5 separate regions of the Homo sapiens genome follow, and all the other regions are linked to region 1. A link is a loop called in an ENCODE intact Hi-C map of the cell type or tissue named here. Cell type or tissue: endothelial cell of umbilical vein. All regions are shown on one strand.

Region 1 (5,000 bases):
GGCTTTTTTTTTTTTTCTTTTTTTTGTATTTTTAGTAGAGACAGGGTTTCACCGTGTTGGCCAGCCTGGTCTCAAACTCCTGACCTCAAGTGATCCACCCGCCTAGGCCTCCCGAAGTGCTGGGATTACAGGCGTGAGCCACCACACCCAGCTTTTAAAATTTAGTCTTTAATTAAACAGAAAATAAAGTTTATCAGTAAAAACAAAATAAGTTCAAATAGGTCTACAATCAAATCCATCTCCTTAACCTCCCAGACCTCCATATCTCCTACCTAAAAGAAAGAAAACCTTTTCTTCTTTGTCCTTCTAAATTTTTTTCTAACACTTATTTTCTAAATTGTTCAAAAAGTAGGAGCACAATATGTTAAGGCTCTAAACAAAACAGGCAGCAGGTCCTGGTTCTGAAGGCAGGGCTGTGGCCCCACATACCCCAGGCTTCCAGGTCTGGCTCTTCCACTTGCCAGCAATATGACCTTGGGCAAGTTATTTTTCTCTCCCTTCAGTTTCCTCATAATGCAAAATGGAGCTAATAATAGTACCTACGTCACAGAACTCATGGAGATGGAATGAGGGTGCACAGGATACACATAAAGAATACCAACTTGCACACAGCAACCACTCTACAAGTGAGAGCAACTATTATTACAATTATTATCTTCCCATTTTTCCTATATTAAAAATGTGCAACTGTGATTTTTATCCCTAAAAATAGATCCATTAACTGTTCTCTAGCATACAATTAATATTACGCAGTTGTAAATCCATGATAAAAGAGTAAATAAGCCTAAGTTTTCTTCCTATAAACTGCCCACACTGAAATTGTGCACCTGCCAAGTACAACATACAGGACAATGCTTTAAGCAACCTCCCACTTTTAGCAGTAAATCAAAGTCCTCAAGCTGGTATTTCATTCTTCATCAATGACAATAAAGACATTTTTCCTTCAAAAGTTTCACAATAAAAAAATTCTTTTCTGAACTTAGTTATCAAAAGTTTAAACTACATCTTACACACTTGAGTAAACAAATCACCTTAGAGTCATCTCAGTTTCTTAAAATTTTAATGAGATGTTATCCAAAAGAATGGTCAAGTAGTACAGATAGAAATAAAATACTCTCAATAGGAAAAAAATGAAAGCATGTGCTTTACCATCTACTTTATCAAAAGCACCTACTTTACCAAAAGCAGTTTCAACCTCAAAGGAAATATGCTTGACTTAAAATAAGTAACACGACTTTAGTGATACAGCATAAGCCATCTTCTCTTTTGAGAAGGGTGGGGAGAGAGACCTTTAAACCCTGGATTTAATCTCATTTGTTCTCTTTCAAGTTTTCCCAATCAATGTAGTAAAAACTTCCACAATTCCCTTCTACAATTAGAGCAGATTTATGACAATCCCATAAGGCAGTACCTGAATGAATCATGTTCTCTTCTCCCTCACCTTTAAATACCCCAGAACCAGAACTATTGAAGGTTCTTAAAATAAAATCCTGGCTAATCAGATGACTTCACATAAACCAATTTATCATAAAGTAAATGAGTGTTTCCTCCATAAGTCAAAAAGAAATGTTTGCCAGTGGCTGTTTTAAAGTAGTTTTTTTAAAAGGCAACACTTTTTGATGGAAATAATTTCTGATGAGAATTAACTTCCATATAACATTTTTTGTGTATGTGGGGGTTTTGTTTTTGTTTTTGAAATAGCAGTATTTTTCCACAAATGAAGAACAAAAAACAAGAAAAGAGACCTTGTAAATTATCTTACCTAGGGTTTCTTCTGCCTAAGCATTACTGACACTTTGGACTAGGTATTTTTTGTTAGAGGGAGATGAGGGAGGCTGTCCTGTCCATTGTAGAATGTTTGGCCACAGCTTTGGCCTCTACCCACTAGATGTCAGTAGCACCCTCCCAGTTGTGAGAATAAAAAATGTCTCCAGACACTGCTGAATGTTCAATGGTGGTGGTGGGGGGCGGGGGGCAGAGTGAGGGTTAACCACTAGTTTAAGAAACACTGATTTTAATCCAACTTTTTCCTTTAACAATCAGCTACTCAAATCCAGGGCAGCTGCTTATTCAAATTAATTGGCAAAAACTCCTCTGTGGCTCACTTTCTTTCCTCAGTCCAACAGTAAATATTGTGTACGTATCAACATCTCCCAAGATGATTTTCATAAACAAAACTAAATGACCTATAAAGTCAATTTTGAATCAATTTCAGTCCATTTTAACAAAAATACCTCAATATCTGAAATGTTATCATTACTTCTTTGAACCAAGTAATACCAAAGGCTGAATTGTTTTTAAAGATCATGTGATGGGATGCCACGGTTTTAGATACATACAATTTTAGCAACGTATTCAAATGAGTCAAAAAGCTAAATACTTGTAAACTATTAAAATGTATATACATGATAAATATATTCTGAAATCCCAAATTAACAACACATTCACACCTCAGCTGTTTTCTCTGTTTGTATTAGAAAAAGCAAAGTTTCAAGTAAAATCTCTTCTTCTTTTACATAAGTCACTTACTTGACATTTGTCTCCAACTTCATATTGTAAGCCAGCAGCAATGGAATAATCACGTTTTTGCTGAGCTGTTAAAAAAAAAAAGGTCAGTATAATATAAAGTTGACTTATTTTCAAGTGCTACAAAGCAAATTTATGGAAAATGCAGATTTTTAACTCACCTTGTTTAGACTTCAGCCAAATTTCATATTCCACATTTCTATAGACTGCAGGATTGAGTGACTTAAGAACCTTTCTAGACAAAGGCAGGCTAGTAGAGTTCCCATTGTTCTTCAGCTGCTAAACAAAGTCAGGAAGTCCAATCAACACATAAGTGCTTTTAAAACATTTTTGTTTGAGATACACGTAAAACTAAAGTCAAATGAAGAAAAGAAACTTCAAAAAATTAGGAAGCCACCAAATCAATTTCTGAGTAGATGATCCTGACTTGACTGAAATGTACCAGAAAAAAGAAAAAAATTAAGATTTTAATGTACATGCTTTCTTATATTAAAGAACTACATTTAAAACCACTTTTAAAAAAAATACCTCATTGCCTGACAAAGGTTTAAATCCATTCACATCAGCAGCAGCAGCAGCAGTCTTACTCCTACAAAGAAAGATAACCATAATTGGGGCAGAAAAAGGTATTTGCACGTAATTACCTTCTAACCTCATCTAAACGTCTTCAAAGTCAGAACTATGCTCCAAAAAGAGCTATATTCCAGTGAGCTCATACAAGTTTTGGTACAAGTATATCTATATATAAAAGGGTATATGTATGTAAATGTGTGTATATAAGACAGAAGTCAAAGACAACAGTAATTCTAACTGGCTCAGTAATAAGAAAACATAAACTGTGAAATTTGGGTGGGTAGAATAATTGAATTTACAAAAGAATGTAAAAACTTCCTTTTAATATACACATGAGGCCCCGTTTAAAAACACAATCCATTTACAACAAAAGTATCCATAGGCAGATTCGACAACCCTTTTATTAAAAATACTCTACATCAGCCGGCCATGGTGGCTCACGCCTGTAATCCCAGGACTTTGGGAGGCACAGGCAGGCAGATCACCTGAGTTTGAGAGTTCAAGACCAGCCTGACCAACATGGAGAAACCCCATCTCTACTAAAAATACAAAATTAGCTGGGCGTAGTGGCACATGGCTGTAATCCTAGCTACTCGGGAGGCTGAGGCAGGAGAATCGCTTGAACCCGGGAGGCGGAGGTTGCAGTGAGCTGTGATCACACCACTGCACTCCAGCCTGGGCAGCAAGAGCGAAACTCCGTCTCAAAAAAAAAAAAAATACTCTACGTCAAATAATGTTCAGCACAATGAAAGCACCATCATTAGCCCTTTAAATTCACTGTCACATACACACCTACACATTCATATACTCAATAAATAACTTGATTGTCTACTATGTGCCATGCAGTGTACACAGCTGACCCTTGAACAACATAGGTTTGAACTGTGCAGGTCCACTTACACACAGGTTTTTTGTTTCAACCAAAAGCAGATCAAAAATACAGTATTCTCGGGATGTGACACCCAAGTATACAGAGGGCCAGCTTTTCATATAAACAGATTCACAGGGCCCGTGGTAGGACTTGAATATGTGCAGATTGTGGTATACTCAAGAGTCCCAAATCTCCTGGTAAACACCAAGGGATGACTGTATTATTAGGTGCTAGGGTCTAGCATTTAAGAGAACAAAAACTCCGCCTACATGAAATGTACAATCTGGTGACAACAGATAAAAACTAAATAAGTAATAAGTATGTTAAATGCTGATAACTGCTATAAAGAAAAAAAAATAAGTAGGCAAAAAATGAGTGTTGAGATGTAGGCTGATATAGTTTAGCCTTGTGTCCCCACCCAAAATCTCATCTTGAATTGTAATACTCCCCAAGTATCAAGGGCAAGACCAGGTGGAGATAATTGAATCATGTGGGTGGTTTCCCCCATGCTGTTCTCATGATAGTGAGTTCTCACAAGATCTGATGGTCTTACAAAAAAGGCCGCAGAGGCTCACGCCTGTAATCCCAACACTTTGGGAGGCCGAGGCGGGTGGATCGCCTGAGTTCAGGAGTTCGAGACCAGCCTGACCAATATAAACCCCATCTCTACTAAAAATACAAAATTAGCCAGGCGTGGTGGCACATGCCTGTAATCCTAGCTACTCGGGAGGCTGAGGCAGGAAAATCGCTTGAACCCGCGAGGCGGAGGTTGCAGTGAGCCAAGATCACACGATTGCACTCCAGCCTGGGCAACAAGAGCAAAACTCCGTCTCAAAAAAAAAAAAAAAAAAAAAAAGAAATTTTAATAATGCAATAGAAAGGTAATCCACATTCCAAGGACAACAACAGTGCAGTATAAAAAGAAAAACACAATAGTGAACACATCTTCTTACACACCTGCTCTACCTTCTCTGGTAAACTTCTCCAGCTTACTAGCCCCTACTCTATACTTCACCTGCCAACTGCCATA
Region 2 (5,000 bases), 78 kb after region 1:
ATGGGCTCCAAATTTAGACTACCAAGGTTAAAAGCTTTGCTCCACCCCCTTGCTAACCATGGTAATTTAAGCAAGTGACTTGCCTGTTTCTTCATCAGTGAGTAAAACAGTACCTATTTGATAGGATTATTATAGGAATTAGCTTAATTCAGATAAAACCTTATAATAGGGGCATCTGCATTTTTTAGTTGTTCAAATGGCCACATATATCTGGAAGACTATGAAAAAATCTCTTCCTTGCTGTTCGTTCTTCTGTTCATTCATTCATATATTTCTAAGTATTTACTGAGCACCCACTATGTGCTCAGCATTGTGCTGTGTGCCAGAGATACAATGATCAGCTAAAATAGAATCAGTGCCTGGCCTCATTGAGCCTTCAGTCTAATGGGGAAGACAGATATTAATCAAATAGTCATAAACACACATGTAAAGTTGCTGTGGAGAAAAGGTATATTGTTCTGTGAGAAAAAATAATGGAGACTTAACCAATAAGAAAACATTGTTTAATCTGCAATCTTAAGACTAAGTAGAAGTTATCAAAGAGTTACTTACCCCAAGTTCAATTAAGTTCTATTAGACTTAACTTCCAGACAGCTGATGAATTTCCATATAGCAAAAGAAAACTTCATAATCTGCTTTTCTAAGAAAACTTCTTGAAAAGACAGAAATGCAAGGCTCTGAAGCTAAATAGGTTGATGACTTTGTGGTTGCAAGCAAAATTTTATTTGGGATTTACCTTTGACACTAATGCAAGACAATCTAGAATGGAATGAATCTCATTGCTAGTTCTCCAAGCATGCATAGTATCAATGTTTCTTTGAGTGGAAATTTTGTTTGGCCAATAAAGTTTTTACAATTTCAACACCATAGGAGGCCTTTGAACTTTCTAAAAGTGCTCCCAAAATAGAAATCCTCATTTGATGCTGTTCTTGTGCAGATAACATGGGAACTGGACCTGGCTCTGCCAACAGATGTCAATACTTTCACGATGAAGAGAAATAGCGATTCCTTCATGATCTGCTTCAAAATATTGGAATAGATTTTAGTGATTCTGGAATGGATGAGAAGATTTGACAGAAGCATTGTTTTACTTTTTAAATTTTCCTTCAAATTACAAATCAGAATAACCATTTCCAGGACATTTTGCTTCAGCAAGGTCTTTTATTTAGTCGTGCAGCAAGCGATCTTGCAGGATGACTCAAGACAATACATCTTTGTGTTGGAGAAAATCCAAGTTTTTAATGCTTTCCAATTGACCCTTTTACTAAGGCAAAAGAGGCAGACTGTGCAGTGTATTTTCAGGATGTAAGGGATCACTTCAGCTTTGTTCGGTTCCTGCTTCCATAGGTAATATGTTCAACAATGCAAGCAAAATCCAAGGGGGCAGACAGAGATAAAGAGAGATTCTTGGCCAGGCGCGGTGACTCACGCCTGTAATCCCAGCACTTTGGGAGGCCGAGGCAGACGGATCACGAGGTAAGGAGATCGAGACCATCCTGGCTAACACGGTGAAACCCCGTCTCTACTAAAAATACAAAAAATTAGCCGGGCATGGTGGCAGGCGCCTGTAGTCCCAGCTACTTGGGAGGCTGAGGCAGAAGAATGGCGTGAACCCGGAAGGCGGAGCTTGCAGTGAGCCGAGATTGTGCCACTGCACTCCAACCTGGGCGACAGAGTGAGGCTCCGTCTCAAGAAAAAAAAAAAAAAAAAAAAAAAAAAAGCGAGATTTTTGCTGGGCACGGTAGCTCATGCCTGTAATCCCAGCACTTTGAGAGGCCAAGGCGGGTGATCATGAGGTCAGGAGATTGAGACCATCCTAACTAACACGGTGAAACCCCATCTCTACTAAAAATAAAAAAAAATTATCCAGGCGTGGTGGTGGGCGCCTGTAGTCCCAGCTACTGGGGAGCCTGAGGCAGGAGAATCGCTTGAACCTGGAGGCGGGTGCAGTGAGCTGAGATTGCGCCACTGCACTCCAGCCTGGGCGACAGAGCGAGACTCGGTCTCAAAAAAAAAAAAGAGGGATTCTTTTTTTTTGGTGATATATCCTAGCCTAAACTGATATTAAGGTATAAACAGATGTTCATAATCATGTTTCATTTTCAATTCATGTCAAAGAATGGCCTGGTAAATATTATAACAGGCCAATGACACCAATAATGTACCAAACTGTAATTTTGCATACTGCTTTTTACTTATTTATTATGAAACAATGCTTTCATAAAATGTTATACAAAAAGTTTTTCTCCCCAAAATATAGTTTTAAATATTGGGGAAGACGTACAAAAAAAGTATATTTTTCCCCAGGTTTGTGGATCCTCTAGAAGTCATCCATTAGTTCTCTGGCTTATAAACCAAGGGCTAACAACTTCATCTATCAATAAGGCTTTAATCTTCTGATACTAATCTATCTCTTCACTTTTACCTTCATCTATTAAGTATAATTGTCTGAAGTGAGACAGGAAATAATTAAAATAACTTGGAGCAGCAATTTCTAAACTGTGGTGCAAAGGGACACTGACGGCCCCTGGAAAAAACTCATCTTTCCCTTTGCCATTTCCTCCTCTCTCTCCAGACTTTTTTTAAAATCCCAATGTTTCTCTGAAATTGTGATGAATCTCTCAAGAGTTTTTGTGTATGAAGATTGACCACTTGCACATCTGAGAGAATATTGCCTTCTCCTAGCAGGGAGTTTTGACCTATGTGGGGTTTGGGAACACTTACAGCATTCAAAGATCCCCTTTAAAAGGGGTCTGGAACCCAAAGCTCCATTTTAATTTACACATCCTGTGTATCGTCTGTTACAGTTCTTTCTTTTCATGCTATGACTCTTCATCCTGCCCTTGCTCTGATTTTTACTGAAGACCAGCTACTTCAGCCTGTTCATGCATGATCACTTTTTCTGGTATTCTTTTTCCTTCCTCATGTTAAATCCTCATGTTCTTAAGTTTTCTAATTTGTGACCTTCTCATTTACTCTAAGCCTGGCCCTATATGGAGAGCTTCATCCTCCCAGCAGGGGTCACCATAGTTCCTTCCTGGAGAGCCTATAGGTATCATGTTAAAGAATCCACCCTCTGGTCTTTATACAGTTCCAGTTTCTATAGAACATTATAAACACTAAGGCTCAACATTCACATTGTATTCATGTCTGTCCTGATTTAATATTGACTAACACTTTAAACACTTTTTGAAGCAAGTAATGTTATTTTAAAATCGTATGTATTTGTTTTTGTTATAAATTCCTGGATGGACAGGAAAGATAACCCCCACATCATGCCTCATACATTGTAGATTAAAGTTCTTATCCTTAGATACAAATGTATAAAAAACAAAATTACTGTACTTTTTTGTTCTTTTTTTCTTCAATCTATACTTTCTCCTAATAAATTGGAGATATTTGAAGCACTTAGAAATTTGAAGCACTTAGAATCTAAGTATTTGAAGCACTTAGAATCTAAATGATGTAATATAAATAAGATTAAATTAGAATATATTTAATTGTTTTTTAGAATCAAGCATTCTCTTTAAAATTCTTTTCTATATTTATGCCATTTTAACTCATTGCATTGATTTTTAAAAAAATTACACAAATGAAAAAGAACCAGGAAAAGTTAGCTATGTGGTAGTTATGGAAACATAATAAAGTGATTATTTGAGTGAAACTCAGGGAGCAACTTGACTTAAACAAAGATATCACACCACCAATTCTACCTTCTCATTTGTGCATTATTAAATTAGATCATTCCTACAAGCATCAAATATACTATTGTTTTTCTAATCTTAAACAAATATGACTCTTTTTTTTTTTTTTTTTTTTGAGACAGAGTGTCACTCTGTTGCCCAGACTAGAGTGTAGTGGTGTGACCTTGGCTCACTGCAATCTTTGCCTCCTGGGTTCAAGCAATTCTCCTGCCTTAGCCTCCTAAGCAGCTGGGACTACAGGTGCGTGCCATCATGCCCAGCTAATTTTTGTATTTTTAGCAAAGACAAGGTTTTGCCATGTTGACCTGGTCTCGAACTCTTGACCTCAAGTGATCTGTCCACCTCGGCCTCTCAAACTGCTGGATTACAGGTGTGAGCCACCATGCCCAGCCAATACAACTTCTTTTGAGCCTACTTCTCCAGCTACTGCCCTGTGTCTCTGCCCTCCTCTGCAGCAAAAATTACTTGAAAAAGTTGCTTATACTTTCTGTCTTCTTCTTATTCAAATCAGGCTTTTCCCCACCTGCCCCTGAACTTGCTCTCGTCAGGGTAACCAGTGACCTCCATGTTGCTAAATCCAATGGCCGCTTCTCAGTTCTCCTCTAATTTGGCCTATGGGCAGCATTTGGCAAACATTTTCTTCACTTGCTTCCAAGACACCACAGAGGCTGGTTGTCCTGTTACTTAGTTGATCCTTCATGGCTGATCTCTTTCTGTATCCTCTTCCTCTTCCTGAACATTAGCATGCTAGAATTCCATAGGCTCTGGCATGGTCCTCTACTCTCCTCTACCTCCATTCACTTCCCAAGTGATCTCATCCAGTTCCATGACTTTAAATATCATCTGTTCCCTAAGAAATTTTGCTCAACTGCTGATAACAAAGATCCAATTACAGCAGCTTTGACACAAAATAGTTCATTCTCTTCCATATTAGGAGTCAGAAGGAGGCCATCCACAGCTGATATGGCATATTCACAAGGTCATCAGAAACTCAGGCTGCTTCTGACTTTCTGTTCCATCATCTTAGCACGTGGCTTATATTCTCAAGTCTGGGACTACAGGCACGCACCACCACATCCAGCTGATTTTTGTATTTTTAGTTGAGATGGGGTTTCACCATGTTGGCCAGGATGGTCTCAATCTCTTGATCTCGTGATCCTCCCACCTCGGCATCCCAAAGTGTTGCGATTACAGGTGTGAGCCACTGCTCCCTGCCTAAATGTGAAGTTCTAAGGGGGAAGAGGAAAAAGAATATTTGGTAAGTACCTAGTAGTTTCTGCCATAACATCAATATAT
Region 3 (5,000 bases), 62 kb after region 1:
TAAGTTCAAATGAAGTCTAAGCGTAGCTGGAGAGAGTTGATGGTTTTAAATAAATTGTATTTAATCTGTTAAGGGCCTATTACATTTCCACTCACAATGGATTCTTACAGTGGTAGATATGATGTGAATTTTGAATAAATTCAATTTTTTTTTGTAAAATAAAAGATAATTATATCTCAATATAACCCTTAAAAATTCTTAAACATTCTCAACAGATTTCTCATTAAATTAAAACAGAATATAGTTTTGGCTATTAGTATAATGTGATCATGGGTTGTTCTGAGGCTTTAGTTTAGTAAAATAACCTCCTGATATATTTCAAAGAGCAAGTTAATTCAACTCTTTCCTCACGTTACAAATTGTTAAATATATGTACACACTTATTCCAATTAGCCATGAGAAATACTTAGAGAATATTGATAAAATACACAAAAATCTCCTTTTTCCATTTAATGCTGCATGTCATTAACTATTCTTTATAAATATGGTTGTAATTGTAACAATTCCATATGGCTTTTCTACAATTTAGTTTTATAGTCTCCTGTTACAAAATTTGTAGATTGTTTTCTATTTTTCTGTTTTTTTTTTTTTTTTGAGGCAGAGTCTCGCTCTGTCCTCCAGGCTGGAGTGCAATGGCACGATCTTGGCTCACTGCAATCTCTGCCTCCCGGGTTCAAGCAATTCTCCTGTCTCAGCCTCCTGAGTAGCTGGGATTACAGGCACCCGCCACCACACCTTGCTAATTTTTTTTTTTTTTTGTATTTTAAGTAGAGATGGGGTTCCACCATCTTGGCCAGGCTGGTCTTGAACTCCTAACCTCATGATCCACCCATCTCTACCTCCCAAAGTGCTGGGATTACAGGCGGGAGCCACCACACCCGGCCTATTTTTTTCTGTTATAAATAAGACTTTGATGATCATCCTAGGACATAATTCTTTGAATGTATCTCTGTTATATATATATTTTGGCTAGAGTCCTAGGTATAGAATTAATTAATCAAATGATATAAGCATTTAAAATTTTCTTGCTCCATAATTGTCACATTTTGCAGAAAGGTTGCATCACTTTTTACTTCTATTAGCAATATGTTAGTGCATCTCATCCTTCTCATATCAGCACTGAATTTTTTTATTGTGGTAAAATATACCATAAACATATGGTAACATAATGTTTACCATTTTAGCCATTTTTAAGTGTACAGTTCTGTGACATTAAGTGTATTCACATTGTTGTGCAACCATCATCACCATGCATCTCCAGAACTTTTTCCTCTTCCTAAACTGAAACTCTGTCCACATGAAACACTAACTTTCTCTTCTCCCCACGACCACAGGCAACACCCTTCTACTTTCTGTCTGTATGAATTTAACTACTCTAGGTACCTCATATGGGTGGAATCACATCTCTCCTTTTGTGATGGGTTTATTTAATTAATTGCCTTCAAGGTTTATCCACGTTATGGCATCTGTCAGAATTTCCTTCCTTTTTAGGGTTGAATAATATTTCATTGTATGTATATAGCACATTTTGTTTTTCCATTCATCTTTCAATGGAGACTGGGGTTGCTTTCACCTTTTGGCTATTCAGCATTGAATTTTAAAAAGACTCTACCCTAGTTTTAATTGTATTTATTTGATTTATTGTAATACTGAACACATACACACACAAACACACAGATTTTGCCCCTGAGTAGCTATTTGTATTTTAAAATTGATTATGCTAAATTTGTCACTCACTTTAGTAGGTATTGTCTGTAAGCAACATAGGAATGTATTAAGCTAAGAACATATCATTTATGTTTATATCCAGGGAGAAAAGTTTTAATATCTTGTCATATATCCTTTTTTTGTTTTGTTTTGTTTTTGCAATTAGCTACAGTTGCCTTTAGGTGGCATTAGATCCTTGGGCATGTGTTACAGAGATTTTTGCTTATTGGATGTGTGTATGTATGTTTTGACAGCTTGATGGATTTAAAAGCTGATCCAAATGTTATTTGAGGTCTAGAATGAAATATAAATTAATATAGAAGCTAGGCATCCTGAGACCTCTTTCATTATGCAACTACATGTTGACTAAATGATGTCTTCCTTTTTTTTTCTACAACAAATATTCTCCAGTTCTTTGCCTTGGATTAGATACTTTTAGAACAAAAATCTTAAAAATGTTCTGAAGTTCAATGTGAGGTTCTAAGCAAAATGGAGACTATTGTTTGGCCCAAATTTTGTAAAAGTTTGGATTGAAAGGGAGTTCTTTCATGTATGTAAGAAATCCCTTATACCTATTTTTCTGAATCAACACTTCAGACATCAGCATTTACCATGGTTGGCATAATGGAAGCTTAAGCCAAATATTTAGCAATAAAGGATGTGGAGAAATTGCCATCTGTATGGATTCCGGTATTTGGAATCATACATATTATCATTCATATTATCACTTTTTTGCTACTTCATTCAGAATTCATGTTTCTGAAAGACACTATTAAAAAAATTCTCAAGGCACTTTGGTTCCTTTAAAAGATGCCTTCCTTTCAGGAAAAGAGAGTCAGATTTTAGCACATTTTACTTGGTTGTCATGGGTTTGACTGGGGCTTGGGGGGTCAAGGGATTTGCCTGGGGTCTCAGGTTGGTGACTTTGTGGCTAGCCTCCTCTACACTGTGTTGGAATCAGCTGGCTCCAAGATCCTTGTTCTGTCTTCCCACTAGACCACATTGTCTTCCAAATGAAACCACAGTAGTGCTGAAAGCAGGAAGGAAACTCTTCAACTCACTTGTTTTATAAAAACTTCTTTTAAGGCAAGGACAGGGAACAGTAAGAATAGCCTTATTCACAGGCGAGTGACTTGAGCCATCTCTGCCTTTTGAATGTTAGCTTTTTCTTTAATAAATTACTCCTGAAAATACTGTTTGTAAAGATCAATGAAATACTTCCTATATATGTTAGTGATAGTTTTTCTTTTCAAGAAAACGTGTTGTTATCATGTCTAGGGTAGAGAGCTAACGAACTTTGAAAACCCATTATGTGGCAGGTGACTTACACTTGTTATCTCAAATAATATTCACAGTAACCCACAATAACATTGCAAATAAGCACGACTAATTCCATTTTATTGGAACAGAACTGGAAGTTCAGAGAGAGTTTTCTTCAAAAAGAAAAACTTGTTTAAATTCCCACAACTAGTAAATGAGAGAATCAAGATGATGGTCCATTCCTATTGAATGCATGTGGAAATAGGAAGAATTTTTTTAAGTTTGAGACATATTTCTTTGCCTATCCCAGATTGACATCTTTTGAATCCATATAAAATTTCACAACTTTTCTTAATAGTCTCAGATTACAATTAATGAATTTTAGATGCAGTTCACAAATTTTTTCTTTTCTATAGTTATATCTTAACCATAATCAGCAGCATCTTATAATTTTTCACTGAATTTGTAATTAGTCTATGTAGGGGGTCGAGGGATATGGGGCTGATCAAGGAACAGGATGTCCACAAGAGAGGCAGTGACAAGTTTGTTGGTGCTTGGCCAGGGTTGCATGAGAGGAGAAGTCCCTCACAGCCTTACTGGTGAGGGAGGAGGACAAGGGAGAGAGAGATTGGAGAGGAAGCTTACATAGAGTCTCTGGGTCAGAGAGCCCAGCTTGGCTTGAGGCCTTATAACTACACGGCCCTGTCTTATGAATAGGTAACAGCTGCTGGGTGAGATTTTGCGGGGTATGCAAAGCAGACAGGCTCTAAGCAGCTAAACTTTTCTTGGTCAGGCTATTTTTAAAATAACTGGATGTGTAAAAATTTAAGTTTGGTGTCAGTGGGCTTTTGAGCTAATGGGTCTCAGCCTGCAGTGGAGAAACAACCAACTTTGAGGCTAATATACAGAGGCTATCTTTGGCTGATTTATGTAACAGTCTATCCCAAGGCACTAGAAGTATTTAACTGTTTTGGGAAAAGATAATAGCTTTTGATCATAGAAAGTATGTGATTCAACTAAACTAATAGTTTATTAGTTCAATGATATTACTCTCTGTGGTTTTATTTACCTATACTTGTATACAGAACAAATACTATTTATAATAAAGGGAAGTAAGTACCCCACCTTCAAATATAATTTTATTCCAGTGTTTAGTATATATGCTGCTGAAATGAGCACAATTTTATTCCAAAGAATTGAATAACATATTCAAATATTTCTGCCTCCAGCTACAGCCACTTAAGGATTCATGGTTTGATAGCAGTAACATGTTTAACATATTTTTATCCATATATGTTTGAATTACATAAACAATGTTTCATCAATATGAAAAGTATAATAAAACCTTAAACTCCTTTTCCATTTTGTAGGTATATATATATGTTTGTCTTTGGTTCATGAAAGCAATTCCTATTTTGCTATGAGAAGTTACTAGTTCAATTGGAACTCAGAATATTTACAGCTATGTAAGACTGTGGGCCCTCTGCTGTTTTGCATGCTGGCCCTGATGTTGCTGGCAGCTCAAGACATCCTCCTGTGTTCAGGCTCATCCAGGCACCAGCTTCTGTGCTCCCAAATTTCAGGGGACACGTGTCACGTTTCTGTAAGAACTCTTACTGTACACTGCATTGTGATCTGGTTGTACCTTGGGTCTGTGTATCTGCAGTGATTCTCTACCCTTCAGATTCCATGAAAGAAATCTGCTATCAAATGAATTGCTAGGCTTTTGGTGGGCACTGGTTGCTGGACCAGTGTGGCTACCTTGAAAGGAATGTGTCTAATTTCTCTCTTTGAATGTGTGGGCCCTTATGCCACCTATCTCAAATTTGAGGCCTCGTCGGACCCTCTAAGATTCCCAGGGAGGCCTCATCAGACCCTCTAAGGTTCCCAGAAACTATCCCACTTGTCATTCTATGATTTATATAGAAGATTATTTACTGGACTAGAAAAATATGCTTATGAAGAACAAGCGGGAACTAACATTTGTTGAGTGTATTATATGAATTACCACATTTACTCTTCATGAAAACCCT
Region 4 (5,000 bases), 400 kb after region 1:
TGTGGTAATTATTACTGAGGTCCCTCAGTGAGTCTGTTATTGAAGGACCACTCTAAGAGAATTTATTACTTTAATGTTCCAATTAGCTTTCTGCTCAAACTCATTTCTTATTGTTTACCCAATCAATTTTAATTATTTTACTTTTGTAGAGTTTTAATAATTTACTTTTACACAAGTAAAAACAACCTTTACACTAATAAAAGGTATTTATAATGCAAAGTTATGCATTCAAAATTTATTAGATTTCATTCATTCAGCAGATATTTTAGCACTATTTCAGAGAAGTAATACAAAGATGAAAAAGCACCTAAAGTCTCTTATCATCAAGATCCTTATGCCCTAGTATATCTTTAATTATAATCTGATAAGCACTAGAATGGAGAGTTATACAAGATATAATGAACTTAGCCTGGAAGTTGGATTTGGAGAGCTGAAGGTAAATATTATTTAAAAATCCTGCTGAATGTTAAAGAAAAGTTGTTTATCATATGTTAGCAACAAAAAATTTGCACACTGTTTTTACAAAACTGTTCTTTATTATAAGGACTGCATACTTTGTCCTCTCCCATTCAACATTTTAAAGAAATTAGAACATTTTACTAACAATAGCCAATCTTGTGCTGTTTTTAAAATGATCATTTTTGGATATTAACATAAAACACATTTTATAAATTATTTGTACTTTAAATTCTATGTCTGAAAATTCCAAGTCAGCTCAGCTGAACACATATTTATAGAGCTTCTGCTTTCTGTCATTATGCTGTATATTGGAGGTAAAGATAAATTCCTGCCTTCAAAGATCTTGCTATCTGATGGAGGAAACCTGCACATAAGCCTGTAAATTAATTTTAGGAGTTTGTTTATATTTACAAATGCATGAGTGTACATACATCTATGTAGATATATATATATCTACATAGATGTAGTTCATACAAGTTCTGATGTTCAGATATATTTTCTTTTTTCTTCTTTTTTTTCTTTTTTCTTAAGACAGTCTCGCTCTGTCGCCCAGGCTGGAGTGCAATGGTGTGATCTCGGCTCACTGCAACCTCTGCCTCCCAGCTTCAAGCAATTCTCCTGCCTCAGCCTCCCAAGCATGCTGGGATTACAGGCGTGTGGCCACCGCACCCAGCTAATTTCTATATTTTTAGTAGAGACAGAGTTTTGCCATGTTGTCCAGGCTGATCTCAAACTCCTGACCCCAAGTGATCACCTGCCTGAGACAGAGTCTCTCTCTGTCACCGACGCCAGAGTGCAGTGGCGTGATCTTGACTCACAACAACTTCCGCCTCCTGGATTCAAGTGATTCTCATGCCTGAGCCTCCCAAGTAGCAGGGATTACAGGGATACACCACCACACCTCGTTTTAGTAGAGACGGGGTTTCACCATTTTGGCCAGGCTGGTTTCGAACTCCCGACCTCAGGTGATCTGTCCATCTCGGCCTCCCAAAGTGCTGGGATTACAGGTGTGAGCCACCGCGCCTGGCCCCAGATGTATTTCTTAAAACTACGGGAGTAGATAGATAGCAGAAATAAATAGAACCCAACCTTCTCTGATATTCCTCATGAAACAGTGATTAAAGGATTAATCAGAACTTCACATTCATTGTCCACCCTCACCAATGAGTTTTTGATCTTTGCAGTAGCAGTTACTTTTCTCTTTTTCATAGTGACTTTATTCTATGGAACTGTATTGTCTTAATGCACTAATTCTGCCAAGCTACCTTCTTGTACAAATGAATGATAGAATGTATTGATTCATGGCAATGGCTAGGTGTCAATAATAGCTTTTTGGATACTTGAATGTACTCCTGCCCGTTTTGCTCAGAGATTGAAAGATCAAGAGCTGTGTGTTGATAGGGGGACCTTCAGTGGCTGAATAGGGAAGAAATTGAATGTCATTCTGTCTAGCATAGCTTTTTTGTTTTATTTTCTTGATGATAAAATGAGAATTTAATAATAGCTATTACATTACTATCAGTAATGGGCAATTAAAAGTTTTAAAGTGTCTTTATTAAGATAACTTTATAATGTATTTTAAAACCTTCATTCCTCAAGACCAGCAATTCTTATTGGAATCCATGGATGGACCCTGGGGAGCTAACATCCATCCCTTGAAATTGCCTGCGAAATTATGCGTGCGTTTGTGCATGTGTGTTTTTTTCTCCCCAGGGGCGGGGGGGTCAGGGAGGAAAGATGCATAGCTTTAATCAGAGTCTTTGGTTATGTGAACTCTTCTTACTTAATAAGTTTAACCACTGAGTTAAACAAGTTAAATGACCTCCAGTATGTTTTTCCTAGGGCTGGGGAGCAGAATACCACCGCCAGGATGTTACTAGCACCCCCTGCTGGATTGAGATACATCTGCACGGCCCCCTCCAGTGGCTGGATAAAGTTCTTACTCAAATGGGTTCACCTCATAATCCTATTTCATCTGTATCTTAAATGGCCCCAGGCATCTGCCTCTGGAAAACTATTGAGCCTTGCATGTACTTGAAGGATGGATGAGTCAGACACGATTGAGAACTGACAAAGGAGCCTTGATAATACTTGACCTCTGTGACCAACTGTTGGATTCAGAAATTTAAACAAAAAAAAAAAAAAACACACACACCTTGGTAACATACTGTTGATATCAAGAACCTGTTTAGTTTACATTGTAACATTCTATTGTAAAATCAACTAAAATTCAGACTTTTAGCAGGACTTTGTGTACAGTTAAAGGAGAGATGGCCAAGCCAGGGACAAATTGTCTATTAGAAAACGGTCCTAAGAGATTCTTTGGTGTTTGGCACTTTAAGGTCATCGTTGGGCAGAAGTTTAGCATTAATAGTTGTTCTGAAACGTGTTTTATCAGGTTTAGAGCCCATGTTGAGTCTTCTTTTCATGGGTTTTCATAATATTTTAAAACTATTTGTTTAGCGATGGTTTTGTTCGTTTAAGTAAAGGTTAATCTTGATGATATACATAATAATCTTTCTAAAATTGTATGCTGACCATACTTGCTGTCAGAATAATGCTAGGCATATGCTTTTTGCTAAATATGTATGTACAGAGTATTTGGAAGTTAAGAATTGATTAGACTAGTGAATTTAGGAGTATTTGAGGTGGGTGGGGGGAAGAGGGAAATGACAACTGCAAATGTAGACTATACTGTAAAAATTCAGTTTGTTGCTTTAAAGAAACAAACTGATACCTGAATTTTGCTGTGTTTCCATTTTTTAGAGATTTTTATCATTTTTTTCTCTCTCGGCATTCTTTTTTCTCATACTCTTCAAAAAGCAGTTCTGCAGCTGGTTAATTCATGTAACTGTGAGAGCAAATGAATAATTCCTGCTATTCTGAAATTGCCTACATGTTTCAATACCAGTTATATGGAGTGCTTGAATTTAATAAGCAGTTTTTACGGAGTTTACAGTACAGAAATAGGCTTTAATTTTCAAGTGAATTTTTTGCCAAACTTAGTAACTCTGTTAAATATTTGGAGGATTTAAAGAACATCCCAGTTTGAATTCATTTCAAACTTTTTAAATTTTTTTGTACTATGTTTGGTTTTATTTTCCTTCTGTTAATCTTTTGTATTCACTTATGCTCTCGTACATTGAGTACTTTTATTCCAAAACTAGTGGGTTTTCTCTACTGGAAATTTTCAATAAACCTGTCATTATTGCTTACTTTGATTAAAAATTTGTCATTTCCTTTATTCACCTACTAGATTTTAGGATCAGTAAAGTTTGCTACTCTTCTGAGAATTTTTTTCTCAAATATCCTCCACCAAACATGAATGAAATTACTAATACAGAGACTCGAACACAGCAGCATGAAGAGACCGGAGCCAATTTAAATCAAAACAAAGGACATGTACACCTTGAAAAATTGAGAAAAACTACCAAAATCTAAGTGTATAAACTTTTTAATTTTAGAAATTACAGCAGCAGCACTTTTTGGTTAGTACCATGCAGTCAACCAAAGCAGCAATTTCTAAACTTCAGATGAAGATACAAGCGTGACTGTGGGAGGAGGTAATAAAGGGGGAGGGATGAGAACTCACACTGCAGCAGGAGAAGATGACTACCTTTGCAGTCTACTTAAGGCTGGGATGATCCCAACACTACCCATTCCCCCACAAAAAAGTTTACCAATGAGGGACACAGATTGAAGGACACTTAGATTATTTCTTGGCCCAATAGATGCTATTCTTTCTCCTTTACATTTTTATGTGTCTTTCCTGGAGTGTGTTTATGAGACCTGAAATTTAAGGACCATCCCTTTTTAAACCTAGTTTTAAAGAAAAGAATGCCTTGCTTTTTCACCCCCAAAATACATTTATTCCCTAAACTATGACCAAGGAAAAATTTCTACTGCTGCTTTTTGTGTCCAAAAAACATCATGATATAATTAGAGAACGCCCCAGACAGAGGTCCTACATTATAACACAAATTCATGCACATCTTTGCTGGGTCACTTAACTTCTGTGAATCTCTGTTTCTTCATTTGTCAAGTGGAAATAATATAGTTGTGCCTTGTCACAAAATTGAGGTGAAGATGCCTTAAAAATGCATCTGCCATGCAAGTATGGGGATCACTTGAACTCTCCCATACGCTCTATTTTCCACTTACCTAAGTCATTTCAAGCTCAGTCAATCTAGATAATAGTGACTGGTGAGATATAATAAAAGTTGATATTAAAATTATTAAGCTTAACAGTGAAGTAAAGAGATAATGCAGGCTAGGATTCCTCATCCTTTTCCTAGTGAAAAGCCAATTTTGAGTTCCCATGGTTGCCTGGTGGGACAGTTAGGCAAGTTGTTAGTTGGGTGTAGCAATGCTGGTAGCCAGCTTGAAGTTCTATCAGATAAAACACCAGGATCATCCAGTAAATTGAAATCTCCTGGTTGGGGACCTGTGGAGTTTGCAACATGGTGCATAAGTAGGTCCCTCATGGTTAAGTGCAACTCTATGTATTTTTGGTGAAATCTTAGGAAGACCATTGTCATCAG
Region 5 (5,000 bases), 390 kb after region 1:
TAATACTTAATAATTTTTAACTGATGATGAAAATTTTTTTTTTGTTTTTTTTTGAGACGGAGTTTTGCTCTGGTCACCCAGGCTGGAGCACGATCTTGGTTCACTGCAACCTCCACCTCCCAGGTTCAAGTGATTCTCCTGCCTCAGCCTCCTGAGTAGCTGGGATTACAGGTGCACACCATCACGCCCGACTAATTTTTGTATTTTTAGTAGAGACAGGGTTTCACCATGTTGGCCAGGCTGGTCACGAATTCCTGACCTCAGGTGATCCGCCCACCTTGGCCTCCCAAAGTGCTGGGATTACAGGCGTGAGCCACTGTACCCAGCCAAAAAGAGTATTTTTAAATGAACAAAATGGTATTTAGAAACAATAAGTATAACAGTACTGAAGTAGAGTTTTCACTGGTGATTTCCAAAGTTGGAAGTTGGTATAACTGGGCTGTCCAAAGGCTTTCTTCTGTAATTAGGATAGATACACATAAACCCCGTCTGTTTTTCAGCTCTTATGTATGTGCAACTACAACTGGAACAAACTAATAGAATTTCTTGCTATTTGTTTCTAACTTTGTTACTAAAAGGAATTGAGGCACAAGTTTTTCCCCTTCTCAGCCTGAAGAACTTGCAAGCAGAAATGAAAAATTTCTTTCCCCCTTTAGTAAAGGGTGGGTCTTTGATTCCAGCGCTGTATATATCCTTAGCAGTGACCGAGTGGAGGATGCCATCATTCTTCCAGCTCTACATAGGCAAGTAGGATAGACTTAAGTGAGCAGAGAACTCAGGTAAATAAGTTCGGTAGACTCTCTGAGAAATCTGTTAGAATCCACAGCCACCCTGGCAAATAAAACTGCTCCTAAATAACCTCTCATGAAAGAAAGTGCTTTGCTGCTGCACTCAACACATGGCATGGGTCATGCAATTTATATAATGTTTATGCAAATTGAAGTTAAAGTACAGTTTGGTTACTAGGTATGTCTTGTTTCATTTTAGTGCTTTTTTATTAAAATAGGAGATACTTATTAAAATAGGAGTTGCTTATATTTTTAAGTACTTAAAATTGATTTTGTCTCTATGACACATTATACAGTGGTAACTGCATGTCATTATACATTTATCCAAACCCATAGGATGTACACCATAAGTGAACCCTGACGCAAACCGTAGACTTTGGTTGTAGGTCTGTAGGATGAATGTCGGTTCATCAGTTAAAACAAATGTGCCACTCTGGTGGGGGATATTAATAATGAGGGAGGCTAGGAAGGTGTGGGGGTGGGGGGCATATGGAAAATCACTCTGTCTTATACTCAGTTTTGCTGTGAACCTAAAACTGCTTTAAACATCGATTTAAAAACTGGTGATGAAGGCTGGGCGCGGTGGCTCACGCCTGTAATCCCTAGCACTTTGGGAGGCCGAGGCAGGTGGATCACCTGAGGTCAGGAGTTCAAGACCAGCCTGCCTAACATGGTGAAACCCTGTCTCTACTGCAGATGCAAAAATTAGCTGGGTGTGGTGGCGGGCCCCTGTTGTCCGAGCTACTTGGGAGGCTGAGGCAGGAGAATCACTTGAACCCAGGAGGCAGAGGTTGCAGTGAACTGAGATCACACCATTGCACTCCAGCCTGGGCAACAAGAGCAAAACTCAGTCTCAAAAAAAAAAAAGAAAAAAAAAATTGGTGATAAACTCAAAGGACCTTTCTTGGATGTGCAGTGTCATAAATTGGAATGTACACCACTTTAATCATTATGATTTTTTAAATCTTTTTTATTGCCTCTGTATTTTATGGTTCCTGATTATCTCTTGAACATCTTATCAAACATAATTCTGAGTCAATGAACACTCTGGTTGGGGGAAATAACCCCTATCTCACACATCTGTGGAATTTATATTTGGGGACCAGGATACCAGGAGAGAATAGGCACAGTACCACACTATTAGGAGCATGTGGACCCAGTAACTATTATTACTAAACCCAAAATGTCTGATTTCAGGAAACAGATCTTTAAATTGCTTTAAGATTTTTTTCATTTAAATAGCTTTAATTTTTTTTTCCTTTATAGTTTATAGTCAGTTAATATTTTCACGAGGAAGGAATGTTGGCCATTTTTTTTCTTCCCCCCGCTTTTTTTTTAACTTGTTTTTAACCTTTGGTGATTTTCCTAGAGCAGGGGTGAACAAACTACAGCCCACAGGCCAATTCAGCCTGCTATCTGTTTTTGTAAATAAAGCATTATTGGACCACAGCTGTATTCATTCATTACATATTGTCTATGACTGCTTCTGTGTTACAAGGGCAGAATTGGATAGTTGTGATAAAGATTATACAGCCCATAAAATCTTGCTGGCCTTTCACAGAAAAAATTCATCAACCTCTGACCTAGATGAATAGTATTTTGAAGTATCCTGATAGCTGATAAAAGCCTTCTGCTAATAATGTTGCAGTCTGCTTTAAGATTTGGCACTTGTAAATCACTAAAGTTTTGCTCTTTGAATTATAGCAAATTGATGTGGTAGAGTTGCTTAGCAAGCAGGGAAGATAGTGTATGTTTTTAGCTAACTACTTACATATGTAAAGCGACTAACTTATGTGTGGGTTTTTTCATGAGTATTTTCCTTGTTTTTTTTTTGTGTGTGTGTGTGTGTGTGTTTGTTATTGTTGTTTTGTTTTTTACCAAATTCTAAAGTAAAGTGCATTTTAGTATTTGTGGAATTTGATGTTAAGAACACAGAGGTGCTTCTCCCTTAGCAGTTGTAGTCTGGGCTTCTGATGTGGACTTTCTTTCTTTTCCTCCTTTTATTATTGTACACCCAAGACTTCATAAACCTCAGATCATTATATATTGGTATGCTGGAAATATATGGTTTGTATTCCTGGAATCTCTAAAGGAGTGGTACAAGAGGTTTTACTACAGAAGGAATTCATCTTTAAAACCTTTTAGTTGCAAATGTTTAGAACCATGTTCTGTTTGGAGATTTGTTAGTCTTAAGAGATTTGACTTAACAAGCTGCATCCTGTCAGTAAAGTTGGGTAATTTCCATTGTTGGCCCATTCTGGGAATGGAGAGACAAAACACACCTGCTCTGCATGACTTAAAGCAAATATAAGGAAGTTAGCATGAAATCTGGATGAGAAAGATATGATTCATTCTGTAAGAATGGCCAGCTGGCAAGATTTCTTCCTGAGTTTGAGAACTGGAGCAACACTGTAGCTGTGATAGTTATTGGCAACTTAATATGAGGTAAAGTAACTTCTTATCAATAATTAGAAACTGATTTTCATGGCTTTGAATAAGCATAGGCATACTTAGTCTTTGCCAAAAGTAATTCATTTTTATGCCAGTACCTTTGGCATATTTTCAGTCTTCTATTGTTCTCTTCCCACTTATTTTTTCACTTGTCACTTGTGTTTCTTTAGATGGTGAGCCAAAGTCTGTGGTAGGGGTGATTTCCATTTCTGCATATTACAGAGCAATTAGCATATTGTTAATATTCAGCAAAAGTTTTTGCTGTGCTTCCTTAGCTGGTGTTTTGGTTATCTGATAGTAATTGGAGAAAATTGTTCTCCAATTTTCTCCAATTAGGAGAATAAGGAGAGTGTCATATTAAGAAGTACCTGCTTTAAACATCATAGAAAAACTGTATACATTATAATAGCAATTGCTTTTCCAGTGTCTTCATTCCATGATCCTGAGCCAATTCAACAACACGGTTTCAGTTTTTGAGAGCCTGAGGCACTAACCTTGGTTGATATAACATTTTCTTTCCTCTAGATGTTCAGGCGGTTGCTTATGAGGAACCAAAACACTGGTGCTCTATTGTCTACTATGAGCTCAACAATCGTGTGGGTGAAGCGTTCCATGCCTCCTCCACAAGTGTGTTGGTGGATGGTTTCACTGATCCTTCCAACAATAAGAACCGTTTCTGCCTTGGGCTGCTCTCCAATGTTAACCGGAATTCCACTATTGAAAACACCAGGCGGCATATTGGAAAAGGTGAGTTTTTGCTTTAACCTCTTTCAGATGTTTATCTGTTGTGTCCCTGTTCCTCCAGAGCTGACTTAAAATCATTCCTGTAACAAACTGTTGTAGCAAAGACCAGGTAATGTTCACTTGCTGCAGTTTGTAAATATTTTTCCAGTTTCTGCTATCTGGAAGCTCTTGCAGTCAGTGATTTTTGTGGTCGATCAACTCATAATATTGAAATTAATTAGTTGAAATTATGATTTGCCATTTTAAGACACTATTCTGTATGATATTTTGCTGCAGAATAAATTGGCTGTTATAAAATGAATCACAACCTAAAATTAAAAGCAAATTACAGTTAATTGCTTAATTGTATTTCAAATGAATACCATAACTCAGTAAATAGAAAAGAAAGAACTAGATTTTAGCACAAACATCGTGCAAGGTGGCACGATAGAACCCTGCAGTGATTGTACCCCCACAGGGACACCAAATTGAACAACTGTCCATATAAGACAGCACCTTCAAAAGAACAAAAAATCAGGCATGGATATATTTATAATAAGAAAAAATAAAGACCAAAAAACAAGCCTAGTAAGTTATGAATATAGTAAGTGACTATATATCCTCAGCCTAGGCTGAGTGGAGTAGATAGAGTAGGGGTAGGATTTCAAATAAATCCCGAACTCTTTTTAGTAAACTTGATTATTTCATAGCAGTATGAGTGAAACCATTCTGAAACTTTCATATGTAAAGATGAAGCAAATGACTAAATGTGTGGATATTGTTGGGAGCTTGGGTTTCCACTGTGGAAAACAGACATATAAATGCGGAGGGGAGCAAAAAGTAAACCCTGTGAAGGAGAATAGAAGTATCAGTGCAAAATTCTGATTTTAGTAATACATATGTGTATGTATGTATGCATGTTTATGTTCTCATGTATTACGTATGTGTGTATGCATGGGTATGTATATGCGTTTTTACTTGCGTATAGTTTCTGATCTGCCTGCTGAAAGGGCCCAGAAGCATACATACCCAGTAGCA

What was found. Peaks named below come from ENCODE experiments on the same cell type or tissue, not always from the same donor. Only the 100,000 strongest peaks of a DNase experiment are listed, where the experiment ranks them.
Region 2: a loop joins it to region 1, with 9 times the contacts of the local background. A loop is called at or near these places in 6 of 110 quality-filtered maps.
Region 3: a loop joins it to region 1, with 7 times the contacts of the local background. A loop is called at or near these places in 8 of 110 quality-filtered maps.
Region 4: a loop joins it to region 1, with 10 times the contacts of the local background. A loop is called at or near these places in 21 of 110 quality-filtered maps.
Region 5: a loop joins it to region 1, with 3 times the contacts of the local background. A loop is called at or near these places in 20 of 110 quality-filtered maps.

Annotation. Positions count from the first base shown.
Region 1 is chr4:145,152,882-145,157,881 of GRCh38, forward strand. It overlaps OTUD4 (OTU deubiquitinase 4), which reads right to left. Exons shown (of 21, transcript NM_001366057.1): 8 at 3,055-3,115; 9 at 2,688-2,805; 10 at 2,530-2,594. Among named protein-coding and RNA genes, the nearest start is that of OTUD4, 25 kb to the right of the region's middle. In endothelial cell of umbilical vein, a CTCF peak has its summit at 1,901 (motif pointing right); DNase peaks (open chromatin) are centred at 570, 810, 1,900 and 2,780; H3K27ac peaks cover 3,054 bases.
Region 2 is chr4:145,231,271-145,236,270 of GRCh38, forward strand. No RefSeq gene overlaps it. Among named protein-coding and RNA genes, the nearest start is that of OTUD4, 53 kb to the left of the region's middle. RefSeq lists a silencer at 2,997-3,096. In endothelial cell of umbilical vein, a CTCF peak has its summit at 3,012 (motif pointing right); DNase peaks (open chromatin) are centred at 1,251 and 3,051.
Region 3 is chr4:145,214,842-145,219,841 of GRCh38, forward strand. No RefSeq gene overlaps it. Among named protein-coding and RNA genes, the nearest start is that of OTUD4, 37 kb to the left of the region's middle. RefSeq lists an enhancer at 3,672-3,761. In endothelial cell of umbilical vein, a CTCF peak has its summit at 1,891; a DNase peak (open chromatin) is centred at 1,910.
Region 4 is chr4:145,555,490-145,560,489 of GRCh38, forward strand. It overlaps SMAD1 (SMAD family member 1), which reads left to right. Exons shown (of 7, transcript NM_005900.3): 7 at 2,302-3,687. The coding sequence ends at 2,445. Among named protein-coding and RNA genes, the nearest start is that of SMAD1-AS1, 41 kb to the left of the region's middle. In endothelial cell of umbilical vein, a CTCF peak has its summit at 2,350 (motif pointing left); a DNase peak (open chromatin) is centred at 2,352.
Region 5 is chr4:145,542,939-145,547,938 of GRCh38, forward strand. SMAD1 (SMAD family member 1) reads left to right here. Exons shown (of 7, transcript NM_005900.3): 5 at 3,765-3,986. Among named protein-coding and RNA genes, the nearest start is that of SMAD1-AS1, 28 kb to the left of the region's middle. In endothelial cell of umbilical vein, no CTCF peak of the experiment used is centred here; DNase peaks (open chromatin) are centred at 2,373, 3,083 and 3,873; H3K27ac peaks cover 3,540 bases.